Regions from separate parts of the Mus musculus genome. Here region 1 is linked to region 2. A link is a contact called in ENCODE Hi-C or POLR2A ChIA-PET data. All regions are on one chromosome and are shown on one strand. Each heading gives the region's core, a stretch centred on a gene start or an enhancer-like site at or near the end of the contact. The rest is flanking DNA. Distances are from core to core; before and after follow the strand shown. Region 1 holds the start of Tmem106c (transmembrane protein 106C). Region 2 holds the start of Vdr (vitamin D (1,25-dihydroxyvitamin D3) receptor).

Region 1 (2,700 bases), core at 146-2,645, 56 kb before region 2:
ACATTCCAAACCAGAGAGGGGCTGGGAACCCGGAGTGGCCTAGGAAGATGTCTCAGTGGATACAGACGGGATTAGGTCGGCCCACGGGGCGTGTCTGTGAGTGATTTTCTTAACTGGGTTTACTGAAATGTGAAGACCCTCCCTAAATGTGGGTGGCACCCATTTCATAGGCTGTATCTCTGAATGAATAGGGAAGGGGAAACCAGGTACGAGCACTCCTCGCTCGCTGTTTGCTGTGACTATAAGGTGACATAAGCGATTTCAAATTGCTGCTGTTGTATAACTTGTCCTCAGTGATGGAGCTGTGACCTGGAGCTGTGAATCAGAATAAACCTTCATCCCCTAAATTGCCATTGTCAGAGTATTTTATCAGAGCAACCAGAAAAGAAACTAAGGCATTAATAAAGGAGTAGAAATGAAGAAGAGAAAGGGTTCCGAGTGTAAGATTTAAAAAAAACAAAAAACAAAAAACCTGGAGTCTGTCCATTTATCAGGGCAGCGGAGCTGGCTACAATTCAGGGCGGGCTATGACTATGGAGGGCTGGCTGGAGCAGATGCCAGAGTGCTTTCCGTGTGATGGCCGATGGTCTCACCTGCTGGGATGTAGCCTGCTCCTTGGCAGGTGTGACAGGTGATGCTATTTCTCCCAGTGAACTCCACATAGGGGAACTGAGCGATGGCTTCCTCCTGATCTCTATCAGCCAGCAAGTCCTCCGGGTTGTCATCCTTCTTTCGCTGACAAAATGTGAGGGCAGAGGAGTGCTGAGACCCCATGTGTCATCTCCTATATGGGGAGGGGGGTGGTGAGCGCGTGTTAGTGTCCATGTGGGGCCGCTCTAGAGGTAAAAAAAAATCACTTCTGCATAAAGTGCAAAATACTGAGCAAGAGGCTGTTGTTCTAAGTGTGTGCCTGTGTGCGCAACACTGGCAGTTCCTACTGCGGCCTTCCTTTTGCAGCAGTGTCCCGTGTCGTGTCTGGCCTCCCCTCCCCCTGGAATAGGACGGCCCTCGCTGGATTAGGCTCTCTGCCCGGAAGACCCCATCTCCCCTCCTGCTCCCCCACCCCACCCCGCCGCTTCCTCCCCTCTGTTTGCAAACTCAAAAGGCAAACAGGCTGCACCTCGGGCACACAAACAACAGGCACCAGATTAATTAAAGGCCTCAGCGATCCCCATTCTCCTCCACTCCCAGCCGAGGAGGCGGGCTCAGGTCACGCCCCCGCACAAAAAAAGCCACGTTCCGAACGCGTTCAGGCCTCCGAGGCTCGGGAACGCGGGCGCCCCCGGACCTGTGGCGCACCAACTGCTGGCAGTTACTCCCGGGACCACTCCTCCCTCCACCTGCCCGCTCCAGCGAGTCCTCGGCGCGCCTCCGCCCGTGCGCACGCGCAGAACCGCAAGCCCGCCCGAGGACCCGGGCGAGCGCGAGCGCCTGCGCCTGCGCCCTGAGCTCCAGCGCGTCCCTCCTGCCGCGCAGCGGCAGCGCACCTACCCACCGGTAGGGGGCGACAGAGAACCGCGGAGGTGCTCGGAGACAGAACGTCGCTCCTCTATACCCCCAGATCTGAGCTTCCGGATCAGAGCGCTTCTGTGTGAGAGGAGGACGGCCAAAGCCATTCTCTCCGCACAGGGACACGGGGCATAAAGAAACCCAAAACCCAGAACCTGTACTAGGTCCCGGCAGAGGATCTGAATGCCTAAAGAGCTTATGGAGAACCACTGTGACAAGGGGCCTGATTGGAGGCAACTTCCATCGGAGTCCTGCTGGCTAGTCAAAAGAATGAAACCCAAAGCTAAGTTTTGCAAGGTGATCCTATTTCAGGACCACTATCCACAAAAAACGTGGGATGGGCATAAAGGGTTTGAGAGCTCCTCCGAAAGCTAAAGTGCCACAGAAGCGAAATGAAACTGGCGAAGAGGGCTAAAGAGCCCTGTGTGATGGTGCACGGGGCTTCCAGCATCTGAGAGACAGCAGGATCGCCACAAATTCAAATTAGCCTAGAACGTGAGTTTGAGGCCAGCCAGCAAAGTGAGACCCTGTTTTAAGAACAGCAAGAGAAGATTTATTTTATTTAAATGACGACCCTGTAGCCGTCTTCAGACACTCCAGAAGAGGGCATCAGATCTCATTACAGACGGTTGTGAGCCGCCATGTGGTTGCTTGGAATTGAACTGAGGACCTCTGGAAGAGCAGTTAATGATCTTAACAGCTGAGCCATCCCTCCAGCCCTACTTCTATGTCTCTTACTTAAATAAATCTGATGATATTGGGAGAAATAAAGGCTAAGCTAAAAACATATTGTTTGGTTGCAGTTAATGAACTCTGGTGATACTGTTCTGCCCAGTTTGGGGGAAGGTTGTAGATTTTTTTCTAGTAAAAATTCTGTGTCTCCTTAAAGTAGATAGAGACTCAGCTGATCCTCTCACTCTTCCTGTCTGGACTGTGAGCTTGGTATTAGAGATTAAAGTAGCTGTGTTGTGACCAAGAGGCCATGAGGAACTCTGGACAGAAGGATAAAAGAAATCAGGTCCCTGATAGAATTCTGATCTTCCTAGATTTCATGTTCTCACAGTGGGACACAATCCTAATAAATATAGACACAGCGCAAATAAAGAGGAAAGCTTGGTCTGTTAGTTGGTCTTGGTTTTGGAGTTTTTGTTTGGATGGTTTGATTTGGTTGTTTTTTGTTTATTTGTTTTT
Region 2 (2,700 bases), core at 106-2,605:
TGAGAGAGTCAGCTTTCCCCTGATGTTCTAGAAAGTGATTCTTTCATTTAGAATAAATGATTTCTTTTTTCATTTAGAATAAACACCAGCCTGGGAGGGCTCCCAAAAGGCCTCTTCCATTCATTCATTGAGTTTAAACACCATGTGTCACATGTTTTCTGAAAACGTTGAAGCCTTCCCAGAATGTTTCCACTACCGTCTCTTAAAGAGCTCCTCACAGCTTCCCCTCAGACCCCACTGTCTGGAAGCTCTTTCTTCTATTTAGCCTCCGTTGGTTTCTTGGGGACAGTCAGCAAGAGCTGGAAGGGGCAGTATTTCTTCCACTCTAACACCTCTGTGTGAGGAATGAGAAGTGCACTAACCGCCAGGCTGGGCTCTCATCCTCCACTGGTCCACGGCTTGGTCTGTGCAAATCACTGGGTTCTCCACCTCCCTGTCCCCACTGAGCCTCCTAAACATTATCTTTCCTAACTACAGGAGGTCACCAACTGTCCAGTGACATTGGGGGTATCTGTATTCTAGAACACCCTTATGTTTATTTATGCATACATCTCCTACTCAAAAAAGGGACCCCTATAGACTGCGGAGCACGGAGCGTGTGAGTAGAGTAATCTTTATCCAAATTTTTCTACAATGAGTTCTCAGGAGCCATGCACAGTTCCAGGTCTTGAGGTGAACTTTGTGCCTTTCCTTCACACCAGGGTCTCGGTGGCAAGGGATGATCTGGGAGGCAGAGACCTCAGAAGCTACAGCAAGGCTTGCTGGAATGAGATGCAATTAGCCAGGAACATGCTCCGTCGGTGTAGTTAGCAGAAGAACGTCAGGTAGGAGAGAGGACGCAACTCCAACCTCCAATCTGGTTTTCTTGGGCTAATCCTAACCAGTAGAGTCCGGCTGAGCGCCCTGCAGGAGAAACTCACCTGAGGTTCCCCATCCGGCGCGCGCAGAGAACGGCTCCCTGCAGCGCGCCGCGGGCGTCGGGGTCCCGGGTCAACTCAGGTACGGGTGACACACCTGGGGGAGGCGTTTACAGCAGATTGGGTAGAACCACGGCGGCAGGGGTGGGTGGTGGCTACATCACGGATCATCACAGGCAGAAACGTGGATTTGCACACACGACATCATCAAATACTGTTCCACGGAAGGCAGACGCCTGTGCTGCACTGTGGCTGGCGGTCCTGGAGCCCCTCACAAGGCAGGGCCTCCAAGGCGACAGTGCAGTGGTTGATTCCAAGTCAAGAAAGTTTCAGGGCTTCAGAGGACTGAACTTAGTGGGCGTGGTTGAGGGGCAGGGCGGTCCGGGGGCGGGGCCTTGCGGGGGCGGGGCCAGGTGCTGAGCAGTCTCTGCTTGTCAAAAAGCTGCTGCCGAGCCCTAAGCACGGGAAGCGCCGAGCTGTGTGTCCACCGCCAGACCAGGTGCGGATCGGGGTGCAGGGGGAAGGGGGTTCTGGGTGAGTGGTTAGACCCGGGGCAGGCGTCTGGGATCTAGAGGTCTCAGCGTTCGGGTGCAAGCGCTAGAGTCCAAGACTCGGAAAGCAAAGTTGGCGACTGAGATCCGGGCTGTGGTGCCATGAGGTTGGGACTCTGAGAGGGCACCCAAGTCTGAGAAAGCTGAAGTTCGTACGAGGCTGGCGAGGGGACAGCCACCTCCGCGATGCTCAGGCGGCTCAGCGTGGGAGTCCTTAGCTAGGAGGGTGCTCAGCGCTGGACAACAAGAAGCGTTTGTTTCTTTCCTGGGACGGGCGCTTTGACTTGGAGTGGAGGAGTAAGAAGGGAGTGATTGGCTGTCGATGGTGCTAAGGTCTCTGGAGGTGGAGTGTGTAGAGCCTGTTTATTACTTCGCGGAGCCATGTGTGATCACCAGTGATAGTGGAGTGGAATCTTTTATATGGAGTTTTTTCCTTTTGTGCTTGCCTTTCTAAAACCGCCGGTGCTTTGAGACCAGTGTGCTAGGTTTCTCTTTCAGGAGAGCCTGTCCACAGATGTCCAGAGGGACTCGAGGGTGAGCGTGGAAATTGAGAAAGGGGTTTTAAGGACTAGTTTCTGTTTGGAGAGTGAAGGGACTTGGATGCAAGAGGCGAATCTAGGTAGGATCTGCGTGTGATCTCCAAGTCCACTGTCTCCACTATGACTATCCCCTACCTGAGGCTGAATCTGCCTGGGCTCTGGGAGCCTTGGCTCTCTGAGTCTGAGCAACCCTCCTCCTCCTGCTGTTCCTCCTCCTTCTGCTCCTCCTCCTCTTCCTCCTCCTCCTTCTCCTCCTCCTCCTCTTTGTGGTGAATGAGTCAGCCTCCTGTCTGGGCCCAGCAGCGGTAAGAGGGGCCAGAGCCTAGGCAAGCAGTTGGGCAGGCATTTTCTGGGCATTGCAAATGTTCCCTTGGACAGAGTTCAGGTCTGCCTCGATGCCCCGAGGAAAGCCATCTTCTTCATGACACAGGAGGTGGGGGGGGGGGGAATGTCAGCAAAGGCTGATGGGCAAGGGATGATTCCAGGAGATGGCCACGAAGAGACAGTGGCTTTGTGGTAAATCCTCACCTCTTCCTATTCTTAAGAACTAGAGGCACATCCCAGTACTGTGGAGTTACCAGGCACTGGTTCCATTTCTACCTTGTCAGGTACCCATCTTGTCCCGTAAGGCAGGCATGCAGGAGAAATCAGAAGGCCGAGGGAGCAGAAAATGCAAGGAATGCTCTCCCCAGG

Evidence for each region. A loop is a pair of places that touch in the nucleus more often than their neighbours do. ChIA-PET counts read pairs that join two places held with the same protein, here RNA polymerase II (POLR2A).
Region 1: POLR2A ChIA-PET joins it to region 2 with 23 read pairs in Patski. The contact joins the promoter of Tmem106c here to the promoter of Vdr in region 2. A Hi-C loop is called at or near these places in 2 of 37 maps with a recorded cell type or tissue (both heart). POLR2A ChIA-PET finds 5 or more read pairs at or near these places in 2 of 5 experiments (Patski and embryonic stem cell).

What each region holds. Positions count from the first base shown.
Region 1 is chr15:97,962,924-97,965,623 of GRCm38, reverse strand. It overlaps Tmem106c (transmembrane protein 106C), which reads right to left and starts at 1,395. Exons shown (of 8, transcript NM_001252153.1): 1 at 1,289-1,395; 2 at 594-784. The coding sequence starts at 774.
Region 2 is chr15:97,906,951-97,909,650 of GRCm38, reverse strand. It overlaps Vdr (vitamin D (1,25-dihydroxyvitamin D3) receptor), which reads left to right and starts at 1,355. Exons shown (of 10, transcript NM_009504.4): 1 at 1,355-1,416.